Regions from separate parts of the Homo sapiens genome. Here region 2 is linked to region 1. Evidence: chromatin loops called from intact Hi-C (ENCODE). Cell type or tissue: chondrocyte. All regions are shown on one strand.

The links. Peaks named below come from ENCODE experiments on the same cell type or tissue, not always from the same donor. Only the 100,000 strongest peaks of a DNase experiment are listed, where the experiment ranks them.
Region 2: a loop joins it to region 1, with 2.2 times the contacts of the local background. A loop is called at or near these places in 9 of 110 quality-filtered maps.

The regions. Positions count from the first base shown.
Region 1 is chr2:199,456,450-199,464,449 of GRCh38, forward strand. SATB2 (SATB homeobox 2) reads right to left here and starts at 1,490. Exons shown (of 11, transcript NM_001172509.2): 1 at 890-1,490. RefSeq lists a silencer at 2,681-2,810 and enhancers at 3,077-3,371, 5,866-6,631. In chondrocyte, CTCF peaks have their summits at 3,006, 7,124 (motif pointing left) and 7,372; DNase peaks (open chromatin) are centred at 2,032, 2,992, 3,262, 6,195 and 5 weaker places.
Region 2 is chr2:199,016,821-199,024,820 of GRCh38, forward strand. No RefSeq gene overlaps it. Among named protein-coding and RNA genes, the nearest start is that of SATB2, 440 kb to the right of the region's middle. In chondrocyte, CTCF peaks have their summits at 3,281 and 3,484; no DNase peak of the experiment used is centred here.

The DNA.
Region 1 (8,000 bases):
AGGGTTGCGGAATAAGTGAACTTCAGAAAAAGACGTTCCACCCACATGGGAAGGGAGTTGGGGGTGTGCGCAAGTCCATAACCGAATTAACCACCCGGTAAATGCGCTGTGAATGGCCAGGCAGGAGCCAAAGGCCGGGCGAAAGAACCCCTTGAATACCCGCTTTTTACCTATACGGAGCAAGTCCTGAGATAAGCACACACCTGCATAAAATCAACCCTAATTCCACATTAATAAGCATCCGAAAACACTTGGAGGTATTTATCAGAATAACCTCCATCACAAAGGCGGGCGCTACAATCGTTATTATTTTGGAGCGTTCTTATCTTCATCTGATCCCCAGTGCTTTTTTAAAGCTCTTCAATATAAAACACAAAAGCAAAAAGCATTTGAATTCTTAGTGCAAGAGCAGCCTTCATCCGCCCCAATTTTAACATCGCTCCAGAAAGTTTTCCTCTGGGTCACTAGGTTGGCAGTGCGCTCCCCACGGAAGCCGCAGGTCTCGACACCCCTGGATTGGGGGGGTGGGGGGGGGCGGGGAAGGAGGGGAAACACCTGATGAAACGGCGCTCGCGTTGTCACTGACACCCGCAAGAAGCAAGACCCCGGCACCGTACTGCGTGCGCGCTGGGAATCCTCGTGGGCGCTCTGGCCGCGCGAGCAGTGTCGGCGCCACGGGTCAAGGAGACAAGGTGGGGGTGGCAGGGGGAGGTGAAAGGAAGGATGCGAGATGAAGACACGGAGCAGGAGGGCTGAGGGCGAGGCTTCCGCCTGCATTCCCCGACTTCGCGGTCCGAGAGGCCGAGAGCGGCGGGGAGGGGACTTCGTTGGCCCTGGGCTTCCCCGAACTCCCGAGCGCGGCGCGGGAGCCCTCGCCCTGCGTACTTACTGCTCACGGTCTGTCTGAAACTTGGCTGACTGGGGCTCTGTCCATGGAGCAAAAGTAGAGAATCCAGGGTGGAAAGTTTCTGGTGCTTGGCTTTGCAGTGTTCTCCTAGTCTTCCTCTTTACTCCTTCCCCTTCCCTCTTCCCCAGGTCCTAATGTTTAAGGTCCTGGGTCAGGGTGTCTTCTTCTGGTGCGGAGATGGTTGTTATGATGATGATGGGGGGAGGGAGGAGGGGGAGGAGGAGGAGAGGGAAAGGACTCCTCCAAAGGGACACCCGAGCGAGCGGGGGAGGGGACGGCGGAGGAGGGGGGAAGAGAAGGAGGCTGAAAGAGCCTTTTCACACCTTCGGGAAGGAGACCCGTTCTGGAGAGAAAGGGCTGAGAACCCGGAGGCGGCGGCGGCGGCGGCGAGCCGGGGCTGCTGGTTCGCAGGGCGGCTAGCTCGCGAGGAGGCGCGGCCAGAGCGGTGGGACCGGTAACACCAAGAGCCGAGAAGACGCAGGGACCCGGGACCGCGCGCGGGAGGAAACGCGGCGGCCGCCCAAGCTGTCACCTCCAGCCTCTCCCCTCTCGGCCGCCTCTGCCAGCAGCCAGAGCCGGACTCACTGACAAGCCGCAGAGAGAGACACACTGAGAGGGAGATGATTATTAGTTGCGTTGAGTCATCAGGCAAAGTGAGTCCTTTTGGGTTGTCCTCGGTTTCCGATTTCTCCCCCTCCCCCTTTCGGTCCCCAGATCTAGCGCCTTCAAAATAATAATTTGGGGTGGGGGTAGGGGAAGTCTCTGGATTATTTCGGGATGGGGGTGGGGGGGATGGATCTAAACCCAAGCCAGACTGGTCCACCGCAAGAAAAGAGGGGAGTGGGGGGCGGGGAGGAGGGCTGGGGAGGTTGCGGGGGGAGGGGGGCCCCGCCTGGCAGGAAATTAAACATCAATCAATCAATCGCTGTGAGCACGGCGACCCAACGGCGGCGGGGCTGCGAAGGAGGCAGAGGGACAGGCGAGGGGCGGGTGGGAGGCAGGGAGGAGGGAAGAGGAAGGGGAGAGTCGGCGGTCGGAGCGGGGTGACGAGGACCTCATGCACGAGGCGGCGAAGGACCGATGGCAGAGAACCGAGTGCGGCGCGAGGCGGTGGCCGCGGCCAGCGGGTGGGTGCGTCTGGGCGCAGGCGGGCACCGGGGCCCAGGGTCTGGTCCTCCTCCTTGTGGCGGGTCCAGGGCGCGGCCGCCTCGCCCAGCCCCTAGGCGCACTCGTCCCGGCGCGGAGGCGGCGGCGACAAGGCAGTCGCTGGGTGCCGCGTCTGCCGGCGGAGACGCAGACCGACGCGCAAGAGGCGACCGCGGCTGCCTCGGCTCCCAGCTCTGTTAACTGCGCGGAGTACTTTCGACTTTGGAGATAGGAGGGCGATCGCCTCCCCCACCCACCGCCTCCGCCCACCACCCACCGCCTCCGCCCCTCCGAGCAACTTTTCCCGGTGCCTGCGAGCTCCCCCTCCGCGCCGAGCCGAACGTCCCGGCCCGCCGCGCTTCGTGCCGCCGCGCGCGCAGGGAAGGCCGCTTCTCCTTCAAAGCTGGCACGGCCGCGAGTCCGGAACAATAGTCGGGGTGTCCCGAATGCCAGGAGCACGGCCACTGCCCGCCGGGCTGTGGGTGGCACAGGAATGGGGGTTGCGTGGTGGATGCAGAGCGGGGTGCATCCCTGGATGGCATCGCTGGAGCGCTCGCCGCTCCGGCGACATCGCGAGCGGTGCAAACCGGGCCGCCTGGAGCCCGTGACGCGGTGGCGGCGAGGGCGGTGGGGCTGCCTGTCCTCGGGCTACAGGACTGGGGCTCCTGGGGACCCCAAGCTGCTCGAGCCCAGGGCTGCTGGCGCCAACAGAGCTGTGCCCTGAGGACCCGGCCTCCCCGCCCGGGGGGAGGCCGCACAGGAGCGTCCCCAGCAGGTCCCGCGAAGGCGTAACAGAGCCACAAACTTTTGCCGACTCCCGCGGCCGCGGCCGCCGGCAGCCCGACTCCGGCCGCGGTGCTCATTTAAGGTGGCGCGGGCACTAGCCGAGCAGGCTGGCCTCTGGCCGCGCTTTTGTCCCTGCGATTCCGCTTGGGCGCGCTGCCTCCTTAAGGAAAAGCACGTGGGCAGGGGCCGCAGCCCCCGCGAGATACCCGGGGCGTCGGCGGACATTAGCCGCTAGGACCTTAGGCGAGAAAATGTGGACGCATCCCCGCCGGCCCTGAGGCCAGAGAATCCCCCCTCAACTGGTTGCACCTCATGTCCCTCCCGCACACGTTGACTCTCCCTCCTAATCCCCAGGACCCCGAGGGCTCTCCCACATCTCCCGCAGCAAGAGCCACCGATCCCCCTTAAGAAGCGTTGACTGTACGGCGGCGCCAGAGGGCCAAACTAAGTTCGGTTTCGGGAAACGCTCTCGGGAGCAGTTCTGTAAATCCCTGCTGGGAGCAGAGACTGCGAAAAGCTGAGTCCGCCGATCGTGCCCGGGACAAGGCTGCCTTCCACTCGCCCTCGCCGCATCTACCTGGTAGGCGGCATGCGCACGGGCTTAGAGGCTTGAGAGCCTCTGGAAGAGAAAGGGTCCCAGGAAGGAAACCTGCCCCCGGCCTAAGTGTCGGCGCCCAGATCACCACGAACCCCGCACCTAGGCGCCGCCCACCAAGTTCCAAAGAAGTCCGAGGCGACCTGGGAGTCGGTCGGATCCCAGCCGAGAAAAGAAACAAGCAGGATAGCAATTCTTAGGGGAGCCACCCTGGGAGTTTTAGGCAGCGTTTGCCTTTCCCTGGTTTTCTTCACCAAGCCCCATCCTCCCCCCGCATACCACCCCCAGTCAAAAGAGTGGGAGAAAATGCACAGTTCGAAGTCGGTGAGAGCAAAAATGGGTCTAGTAAATCAACCCGTGGTGGTAGCTAAAAGGTTTGGGGCTGCAAAGAAACAAACTGTAAGTTTTGAGCAACAAACTTTTTCTTCAATCTGTAATATGTCGAAATGGGAAGGGGGTGTTGCAAAAGCCAACTACCACTGTCAAACTTAGCCCGTTTACAACATGGGGAAAGGCGTATTTCTTACTAATATCTCAACAACGATAACAATGCTGTATCCTTCCTTACCTTGATGTTGAACTGCGAATCCTCCTCCGGATCAATGTCCAGGAACTTAGAAGAATTGGTGATATTAGGAGTTCAGTACTTCTGGAAAAAAATGCAAATGGTTTAGCCAGGATCTTTCCTGTCTGATTCGTCACTATTATTATATCTGATGATGCGAATGGTTGGAGCGATTCAATCCTAAGTCATTAATGAGCTATTTTATAAACACCACTGTCTGAAGATCTTCATTTACATTTTGCTAAGGATCACTTCGCTAACCTCACAGGCTTGTGTCAACAGCATGATTTGCAGGACTTCAGTTACACTCTTATAAACAACACGGCTGTATTGTTAATCGGTTAATATTTTATAAAGTGTAAATATTTTATTATGTTTTGAAGGGAACTATTGATTCTAAATTATTAAACCCCTGAGAAGGACTATTTAAATGAAATATACAATTAAGTACAATTAAATGTACATTGTGGTTAGTTTGTTTTCAGATTCTGCACCCTTTTAAATTCATTGCTTTTCTCTTTACTGGAGTTTCCTCTTGTCCATTTCTGATACTGAAAAAAATCTATCATGTTAGGAAAAAGCCTAAATTATTTAAAGTTGCATTAAACTTAGAGGAAAATGTCAAATACGATTAATTATGACCAGAAATGTATTTTGGATGTTTGTAGAGTTGTATTTCATATCACATTTTACAAATTTCTTCCGATTTAAAGGAGAGTTCTAGGAAGTTTTGTGATCTATGTCCGGTGTGGGTTTTTGTCCTCTCGAGTTTTGTCTCTAATAAAGGCCTTTTTTGTTTCAAATTACATACGCTTTTTACTGCACAATTTTTGTATTGACCTTATTTCAACTGAAGCGATTATTTCCAGCAGGTTTAATTTCGACAATAAGATATATTTTAATAGTTTTACCTTTCGCTAGAATTTTGTATTGTTTAAAACAGTAAATGAATAAATTTGCTGATGATTCAAGAATATTTGTTTGGTTTCGTTTTGTATCCCTCAAAAGGTTTATTTCCAAACTTTTTAAAACAAAATCACGAGAAAAGAGTTGTTTTAATTACGTTTGATTTTTAAAAATACTTTTATCTAAAACCCATTTTGTGCATTAGGAGATAGTTTGCTTCCATGCTCAAAACATGGAGTTCACATCTGGGGGACATTTTTATCCCTCAGTTTCCTTCTAACTGACGTTTTTGTCGGGAATCTGCTCAGACTTTTCCCCTTTTCTTCACCCACCTCCCAAGTTTTCCTTATGTAATTTAGTAAAAGGCCGCCTGTTTTTCACAAACACGGATTTGTTATTTTAAAAATCAATAGATCTTTATATGCTAGTGTTAAAGGTGTATGGTTTTTCTTATTTCCATCTTCTCTCCTTTTCTCTCTGTCAGGCCTTCTTTTATGGCCTGCACTCTAATGACGTTTCTTGATTTCTCTTTGTCGACACCAAGTTTTTGTTGTGCGTGCTTTCGACCCTGGTCAACCTTCCTTCCTAGAGGCCCGCTCCGGACAGCGTAGGCCTGGGCGCCTGGGTGGAGGGTGCAGGGTGCCGGGCGCGGGACTTCGGCTCTCGCCTGGGCCATCCCGGGCTCTGAGGGCCCGGCATCCATCCCCAAGGTCCATGGCTTTCAAGTTCGGTCACCCAGGCAGAGAGACCCTGCCTTTTAAAGAGCCCTGGAAAGTTGCGCCGCGTTTTCCCTCAACCCTGGAACACGCAGGGAAAACTATGGGAATCGCCCGCGTCAAAAGCTTTCGACGGCTTCTAGGAACCCAAGCGGGCCTGCCTCTTCCCCTGGAGCTTGCCCTCCTGGGGGCGGGAGGAGGGCGGGAGGGAATCATTTCTTTCAAATGAAGCCCACGCCAGCTCTGAAGCCAATTTCCGCCGCGGACTGTCCGTGGAGAGTTGGCGACCAACACTTTCTCGGACGGCATAACCGCGAGGGGCTTAGACTGGAAATCAGATGCGCCAAGAGGACAAGAGCCAGGGGCCAGAATACCCCAGTGGGGGACGCGCCTTGGAGGACGGTTCGCCCAGGGTGGGCTTCAGCCCTTTCCCAGAGTGCTCCGGGCGTCTGGGGACTGACCGGAGCGCAGGGCGGGGGACACTTACTTCGTTATCCGCACGCCTTCCTCGTTGGCATCAGAGCCGGACAAATCCCAACCCGCGCCAGGCAAAGATAAATGACTCCTGGCTCCCCCGGCAGCTCAGGGGGTCTGGGCGGGGGCGGAGAGGGAAGGAAGCCGTCGGCCGCCGGAGGTAGAGACTGTGGAGGTCCTCCTCCCGGCCCCAAGCGAATGAGCCCCTGCGGCCCGAGCAGAGAGATACGCCTCAGAGGGACGACTGATGGGGAAGGATGGTGGGCAACGAGTCTGCGCTAGGCGGTGAGCCTAGCACCCCAGAGGCCCGAGGGTCTGGGGCTAGTGGGGCCGACCGTTCAGGAGCCGGGTGGGCGGGAAGGGAATTGCCAAGGTCGGCCCAGGAGCTGCCTCAGGCGAGGACGGGGAGCTTTCTGCACTGGGCTTCCCGGGGTAGGAGATGGGCGTCGGGTGTGGGCACTGCCTGCCCTGGGGGAAGAAAGCGAGGAGATAGGTTTCAGAGCTGGGGGAGTCGTTGGTGGGAGATCTGGTGTCCCTTCGGCGGCCGCGGGCCGGGGGACCGGGGAAGACGGAGGGTCCTGCGGCCTGGAGCACCACCCTACCACACCAGGCAACGCCCCCCGGGGCGCCCTTCATTCTTTTGCAGAGCCCAGAACTTAATAGGTGGGTCCCCTTCTGCAACCACGCTGCGAGAGAATGACTGCCCTGCTAATCTAGTTTACTTGTAGAAATCGACTGTAAACCGGGACAACAAGGCAAGGGTGGGGGAAGAAAAGGAAGCGCCGAAGGAGCCGCCGCTGCGTCCCCGCCCCCAGCTCGGAGCTGCCGGGGTTGGGGCCCCGGGTGGCGCTCCCGACCCGCCGCGTTTTCCTTAGGGAAACACCGAGTGAGGCAGAGGATCTCAGGCCCAAGGTGGCTGCGAAGAGCCCCGAGGCCTCGGCTTGGCGTCAATGTCCCGCCACCCTCGAGCCCGGGTCACTGCCCGGGTCCCGGCCCGGAGCCCCAGCGTCCTCTCCCGACAGCGCCACCGCGTGGGCTGAGGCCGAAACCTTCGGCGCCGGCTCTGCCGGTCGCGTCCCGGAGCCAACCCTTCCGCGTCGCCTGCAGTCCACGGGTTAAGGATGTGGCGGGGGATGGGCAGGTCCCTGGCCCAGGGTACCACCGGGCCACTCAACACAAAAACGCCCTGGCGCGTGCAAAATACGAACGCCCACAGTTTGTCCCAACCCCTTGAAATGAAAAGTACACCTGGAAAGCCCAAGATAGCACCCGGTCCGCACCCCAAATTTCAGGCAGGCCAGCAGGCGTCCAGAAATCCGCTCCCACCCCTCGTAGGGGCAGGCAAGCTCAGGCAGCCGGGTGCAAGGGGGCCCAAACCGCAGTTGCCTCCCGAACGCTTTGAGGCTATGGGCCCACGCCGGTCTTGAACCAAGCGGAGAGGGCGAAAAAGCCCGCTGCGGGACCCACGGTCCCAGACACCTACTGGAGCCAGGGACGAGGGGGGCAGTGTATCCGGCGGCCCAAACTCGTAAGGAGTGGGGGCCAACTTAGAGGGCTTCCCGAGCTGGCGCCTCGCCTGTTTTCTCGGTATCACGAATCCCCTCGGACACCGTTTCAGTCCGTCAAGACCTTGGCCTCCGGGAAAGGCCCAAGTGACTGTGACGGCGGCGACTCGGGCTCAGTTCTCCCCCACCCCGTGGTGCCTTCCCTCCCCGCCCTACAGCCAAGCCCAGAGGAACAGGGCATCGCCTCGCGCGGTCCCGGAGCCACATCCGGACTTGGGAACCCCGTGTCGGGCTTAGAGGACTTCACTGGGCGGGTTGGGGTTTATTTTCAATAAATTCAGCTGTTCACATACACCCCCACCACCATTTCCACGCGCGCGCGCGCACACACACACACACA
Region 2 (8,000 bases), 440 kb before region 1:
AGTACCTACCTCAAAGGGCTATTGTAAGAATTGAATGAATTTCTATATGAAAAGGATATAAAGGAGTGCCTTGGATATGGTAAGTCATCTCTAAATGCTTACCACCATTGATTTTCATCAACTGGGTTGACATAACCACATCGACTCAAAACTATTTTTTAAAGTCTGAGAGCATTTGCATTGTAAAGCACAGAACTCTGCCTACGTTGCTGGAAAATTATATATATATACACATATATATATGTATATATATGTGTATATATATGTGTGTATATACACATATATATGTATATATGTATAATGTGTGTATATACACACATATATACGTATATATGTGTGTATATACATATATATGTATATATGTGTGTATATACATATATATGTATATATGTGTGTATATACATATATATGTATATATGTGTGTATATACATATATATGTATATATGTGTGTATATACATATATATGTATATATGTGTGTATATACATATATATGTATATATGTGTGTATATACATATATATGTATATATGTGTGTATATACATATATACACACATATGTGTGTGACTGTGTGTATCTGTGTGTATCTCCCCTCTTTTTTAAATCTTCATTTATTATTTTCACAAATATATATTAAACATCCAAATGTTATGCACTAGAAGAGGTGCCAAGGTTAAGGTACTAAACAAGAAAGACAAACTCCCATGAGGCCTTAATTCTTGAGAAGAGAGAAAATAAATGTAAAGAAACAAAATGATCAAGATGATATCAGATAGTAGTAGGGCTGCATATAATACCAAATGAGTGATTTAGTAAGTGGGTAAAAAGGGTAGGGTCATGGTGGAGGGAGTGATACTCTAGAAGTAAGATGGAAGCTGAGATCTAAAGACAACTGTTGGGCAAAGACTGAGCTGAGCACATTCCAGAAGAGGGAAGAGCTGCTGTGCAAGGAGCAGAAGGAAAGCCAGCATCTCTAGAGTGGATTGAACCAAAAGCATGGGAGATAAGGTCAGAAACTTAGTCAGGAGCCAAATAATGTACAGCTTATAGGCCCTGGTCAAATTCAGATTTTATCCTAAATGAAATAGGAAGCCATTGGAAGGTCAGAGTGAGGAAGGGTGTGATCTGATTTGTAATTCTAATCACCCTGGAAGCTAGGCAGCAAATGAGTTATTGGGTGAAAGAGTAGAAGGGGGCAGAGCAGCTAAGAGGCACTGCAGTCAGGTGAGAGATGACAGTGACAGTGTGGATGCACAGATTCTGGATGGACTTTAAAAGCAGAGCTGACAGAAGTTAGATTGGATGATGATGAAACCAGGATAATGGAGAGATGGGAGCAAGAATGACCCTTGGTTTTGGCTTGAGAAACCACATGGCTGCTTATTTATGGAATTCAGAAGACTTGGGGAGGTGTAAGTTTGGAAGAGAAAATCAAGTGTTCTTTTATGATACATTTTATTTTGGCTACTCATACTGAATAAGAGATGCATGTATTTTTCTAACTTGGAAATGCATTTTAAAAACTCATATTTTCACCTTCTGAAATTTTAGCATGGGTGAAGCTAATCTTAACTGACCAAAGGGAAAAATTTTCCCTCCCTTTATTATCTGAGCTATGTGTTCCATCTGTACACACATAAAAACCATAACTTAAAGAATGTTATTCATGTTCCCCTATATCTTACTATGGAAAGTTTTAGAAAGCATGAAGTCAAGAGACACAAAAACCATACCTACCTGACTTACATTCTATCAAACCCACCATATGACTTAAAGGGACATGGAATAAATGAACTTAATTGTGCTGAGAATGTAACAGCCAAACATATAACACACGGGGGCTAACAAAGTCTAGAACAGCTTGTGCGTAATGTTTTATACCATTTCTTAAACATTAAATAGTTCTCATTCTTAATGAGTAATTCTTCTTCTATTTCAGGTCTTTGACAAAGAATATAATCAGTTTTGCTATAACTCTTGTTTTGGAAATGTGAATTTATTCCCACACAATTTATATAGTAGAGAATAATTTGAGGACAATGCAAATTTTGTATTTGTGTATGCACCATGTTGTCCATAAGCTACACTAGAGGAATGCAGGAAGCTGTACCCAATTCATACAAGCTACACAGGAATACACAAAACACACATATGCTCCTCAAACATCTGCCAGCTACCTCAGTTCACCAGCCTGTGTTATGAGTCACACCCATCCACATCTGCTATTAGAACTTTCCAGCTGATTTCAGATAAGCCACCTTCTACAATTTCACAAAAACTCATAAGTTGCAACACTTCTGACACCCACTTACACAAGCAAACTTCAGGTTTGTTTCAAGGTAATGTGACATATTTATGGTAAAATAGTATTTATGTATTTCCGGACCATGTAATGTGTGTAAAAGAGAACTCTCATATTTGTTAGATTTCAAACTTGTTTTACGTATCACTGACAAAGGTTTTGAGTGTTGTGCCCCTTGTGCATAAGCCCTACAACACATATGTCATATTATAGCAGAGTTGACTGTATTTGAAATGCAAATTCACAGTCTTTCTGCATTAAGTTTCTAAAACTAAGCAAACATGTAGGATCATCAAGGTGATTACAGAACTCTAATTATGGTTTCTTTGAATCATAAAATGTGTTTAATAACAATTCTTAGAACAAGAAGGATTTTATAAGCTTAAGAAAATTATAACTTTCTGATTGCATATGCTTTATATCAGGTATAATATTGTGTTTCTATCTTATTTGGGTGTTAAATTTTTGCACTTTATTTTTATGTCTATATATCATACACGCTTACATGAGTGAAAAGAAGTAATTAAAAATAATTCCTTTTAGTTTTAAAAGAAATTGTGAATTTTATGAAATATGTGTGTGTGGAAAGTGGAGTTATAAGTGCAATCTAAATTCATCCTGAAAGAGTTAATGTTGCCTAAATGTTGGATACTTACAGTAAAAAGAAAGGGAGTAGGAAAAGAAAGGAAAGAAACTTTACTCTTTAAGCAGGGAAGAGGATTACTGCTTTCAAGAAATTTTAATAATGCAGGAAAAAAGTCTTAATGCTCATTAAAATATTATAAAATTCTTATAATCCAGACATACAATGGATATGTTTGTGGAAAAAAAAGAGAAGAAAATATTAACATCAAAAGTCTTGCAGACGGTTTCATTCTGAAGCCCTTGAGGTTTAAGAAGGCATCCCTCCAAACTGTACCTAACTAGCTCAGTGTGTGGGCGTGTACCAGAGACGCCTGTCCACTAGGGGCTAGACTTTCACCAATAAACTGCTTTTAACTACAGCACTTAAATCAAGTCCTATTTAACTGGCATACAAATACAAGGATATTTTTATTAAATTTCTGAAATATAATTCCTATCATAAAGAGATAATTTTAAAATAAGTACTTCTGATCAGTTTAATAGTTTAAATGTAAGTGACTCAAAGATGTATAGTCTCAAATAAAATGCTACTGCAGGAACTTTATATTGTGAATTAAAATCGTTTGATCATAGAAATATTTGGGCTTTTTTTTCCTCTCTTTCACTTTCTAGCTTTGTGAAGACTAAAGACTTTATCATGCACTAATCATGCTTAATTAACATCAAGCAATCAGGTCATGGTGTGCCTATTGTCATACAAATATATTAGAAGCAGCACAAGACTATAAGTATTTTTTTTTAATTTTTGGAATTCACTCATTTATCAAAGATGTACTGAATTACTTCTGGATACTGTTATTTGGAAATGAGTTATACTGTTTTTTATTGTCTAGTTATTCCTAACAAGGAGGTGTAACTTTTATGATAACAAAAAGGAGTACTTTTTAAATTTAAGATTTATTTATTAAACTCCTATGCATCCTGCTGTAACCATACAAAGATGAACAAAACAAGAACCCTATCTCGTTTGTCAATCTCATTAGGAAGACAGACAGGCATATAAGCAAAACCCTCCCTGAACAACCACCTTCTCCCCCGCTAAGGTGTATAAAGGGCAGTGGTACACTGCAATGCAAGGTGTGCAACAATTACAAGCAATGGCTTTGGAATCAGAGAGAGTACAGTCTAAATATTGGCTCTACCATGTGATTCTCAGCATGTTTTTAGCCACTCTAAGTCTCCCTTTCCTCACAGTGAATCAGGAATTGTAATTCCTACCTCACAGGATTAAGTGGAATAATGTATGTAAATTTCAGTACAATGCCTGGCATGTGCTAAGTCTTCAAAAATGGTATATGTTTTCACAGTGGAGCACTAAGGAAATGTGGAGCAGGGCATTGAGAACTGACATCTACCAATCAACACGTGATGAACAGAGGCAGGAAGATTGTCACTGCACCAAGGGCCATCTACTTTAGTGTTGCACAACATTAGAGTTTTAGGGTGAGGTTTTGTGTGTGTGTGCGTGTGTGTGTGTGTGTGTGTGTGCTCAAGAAGCATAACCACTTAATGGCACAGAGTCTATTTTGAAGCTCGAAAACCAGTAAGACCATAGAACTCTCTCAGGAGGAATGAGGAGTTGGCTGAGTTCTGCCCAAGGAAGTTCTCACAAGAGGGCATTGTAAAATGTCCTTATTCCTCAGAACTTAACTTTAAAATGTTCCCACTGAAGTCCAATGGGAGTTTTATGGGAGTAAAGGATAGAATTAGGTCTTGTGTATTTTTAAAGGGTCATTCAAAAAGGCAAAGTCTAAATTTTTTACAGATGGCAGAGTAGGAGTAATGCAGTTGGCCAAAACTGACCTTTTATGTTTTCCAAAAGCAAATGTTTACTGAAAGAGGACTCTGCTATACTACCAATGGAGAAAGAAATCTTGATGCTTACATTGGATAGCTCGGTACACATTCACTGCCAAATACATTTATAAAAATCAATAATAATATTTTCCATGGTACCTGTTTTCAACCTTCCTCCAAAATTTTGCCCTGTAGTTGCTTTTTCTCAAACACAAATATTTCTGAGGAAAAATAATATTTTAGGTGAGAATAGGCTTGCGAAATCGTATGCATTTTAGGAGCCTCACTGTGCCTTCACAGTTCTAGCTCCACCACAGTGATGCACAGGCAGGGGAGAGGATGACCAATGTCACCAGGTCTTCTGGGTAGTGAATTTAAAACTGGTGTTAAGTTCTTCCAGAATGAAACTCCTTTTAAACTTTGTTCAAAGAGGGAAAGGGATGTTAGAAATTCCTGTGCTCTTTTGGACATTAAATAATTCTTAAAAAACAAAATTTCGATGTGTTCAGTAAGTTTTAAAAAGTAAGAAATATTGAAATCCATCAAACATGAATGGGAAAACTTAAAGTGGCTTGTGACGATACATATTGGGTTTTGTAAACTTTAAAAGCTCAGGGAGAAAAAATGGAAATGTGAGCTCAAATTATCAGTAAAATTTAATCAACCCACAACAGCCATAATTTAGAACTTTCTTATTTTCACACTTACTAAGTGGGTTGCAAGTACCATTTTAACATGTAGGTTTAAAAAAAAATTGTTCCATAGCCGGTCCCCAGAAAATCAGAACCATCCCACTTTTCTCATTCAGGAGAAAGCATGCACAGTAGATATTGAGACAATACTTTATAAAGTACCTGGCATATACGGAACGATTTTGGCAGCTAGACCCCAGATGGCCATGTTCTGTTAAGGATTGTAGAAGTCTATTCCTTTTAAAAAAACACACACACACAATAAAAATAAATAGATAGCTTAAGTGTAAAATAGTATATTCACTTTGGAAAAAGTTGTGACAGTTCTTATAAAGTTAAATATATACTCACTTTTTGGAAATTGTAATTCTACTCCTTGATATTTACCAAAAAATAAAAACATATCAAAAAATAAAACCTACACACATGCACAAGAATGTCCATAGCAGCTTTATTCATAAGTAGCATAAACTGGACACTCAAATTTCATTAAGAAGAGAATGGATAAACAAATTTTAGTATATTCTCACAAAGGAATACTACTCAGGACTAAAAAATATTAATACACACAACATGAACAAGTCTAATAGATGTTACCTTGAGCTAAAGAAGCTGAACACAGAGGAGCATGATTTCATTCATATGAAGGTCAGTATTAGACAAAACTAATCAACAGTTTTAAAAATCAGAAAAGTGGTTGCCTCACTGTGATGGGGAGGAATAACTGGGAAAGACTATGAGAGTACTTACTGGGATGTGATGGCAGTGGCAGTGTCTAATTTTTTCAGGGGTGTAAGTTACATGGGGCTGGCTACGTGCATTTATCAAAACTCATTAAATTGTAAACTTAAGATTATGCATTTTGTTGTAGATTAGTTTTATCTCAAGATAGAATAAATGAATAGATTCTTAAAGATTTAAGTATATATCATGCGAATAAATAAAAGGAAATATGACTTCTTTTATGTGCCTTCCTTTATTGCTGTTTTTGAACTTAAATGGTTCTAACAACTCAATGAACATATTTATTTCTGCAACTGTGCGTCATTTTTCTAACTGGTCTATTTTCCAGAAGGCAAGAGCTTGTCGTCTTTTTTTTTTTATTTAAATTGTTTGTAATACAGCACATAAATTGCCATTAAACATGGCAATGCAATGAGAACCTCTAGAAGGAACAGGTGGAATCACTTCCCTTTTTTTTTCTTATGACTTTGAGAATAAATCTCCCCCAAATGACACCTTTCTCCTTCAAATACTTTAGTTGTATATTTTATAACTTTTACATATGTCATTTTTACATGACAGTCACAGCTCCCACCTGGAGTTTTGCAACACTGTCCGCATGTTACCTTTTTTTTTTTAGAATATGCATGTTTTATTCTGAATAATTTTGCATAATAAAAATGAAAGTACAAAATAATTAAGACACAAAATATTTTAACAAGCTGAAATAAATCATGAAAGAAAAAAGCAGAAATGTAATCCATGGCAAAGTCTTTCTTATAAAAAGTTCAAAAACAACCTTTCAGTTTCACTAATGGAGATACTTGAAGCTCAAAATCTAAATCCCAATACCAGGAGTCTAAAATATTTACTATAAAGGCAATGAATATTAATGTTAAGAATAGCCAGATTCAACGAGTGAAGTTAAAAAAATATATCATGCAAATGGTTTAATATACCACAGGAATTGTGACTAAACATGCTAGAAAAAACTTCAAGGAACCCAAGATTTATATCAGTCATTTCAAAAAAGATTGATTTTTCACTACCCCTCTTATTCATTCATTCATTCATTCATTTCTTCATTCTATAACAAGTATTTATTGGGCATGTATTATGTATGTAATATTCTAAGAGCTTAAAATGCATAAGAAATTAACAGATAAACACCTCAACTTTTCATTGAGAGAATGTTGATAGTTATATGTACTGAGATGCAAAAGTAAGGTAAGGAAAAGAATATGGTATTAGGGGAGGGAGTTCAAATTTTTAATAGGGTAGCCAAGAAAAGCTCACTGGAAAGGCAAGTTTTGAGAAAGAACTGAAGGAAATGAGGGAGTTCAATAATGCCAATATATGTTGAGGTAAAAAGTGATGCTGTTTCTTCCACTAAAGGGATGTATGTGATTAATGGTAGCATTAAGGTATATCAGAATGGTTTCCTGAAGCAATCAAGCCTCTTTCCCAAACAGCCACTCTCATTACTGGTTCTTTACTTTTTTTCTCTTCCTTTCTTCCTTCTTTCTTTTATTCCTTTCTTCCTCTTTTCTCCCTCCCTTCCTTTCTTTTCTCTTCTCTTATTATTTTTTGGGCCTAGTGCATGACAATTAATAAATAGAATAAAAAGAGGAGATGGAAAATGACTTTGATTTGCCCATAGCACATAAGGTTAACAACCTGTAAGTCTTATTTGTAGTAATTTAACAGTAAAGACCACATAGAAAATGCATTTTATAGCAATAACACTGATGATATAAGAGTAATACGAGCTAAGTAAAAAGTCATTTCTCTCAAAAGAGAACACTCAAGCAAAACTCTTTAGATATTTAATTATTTACACGT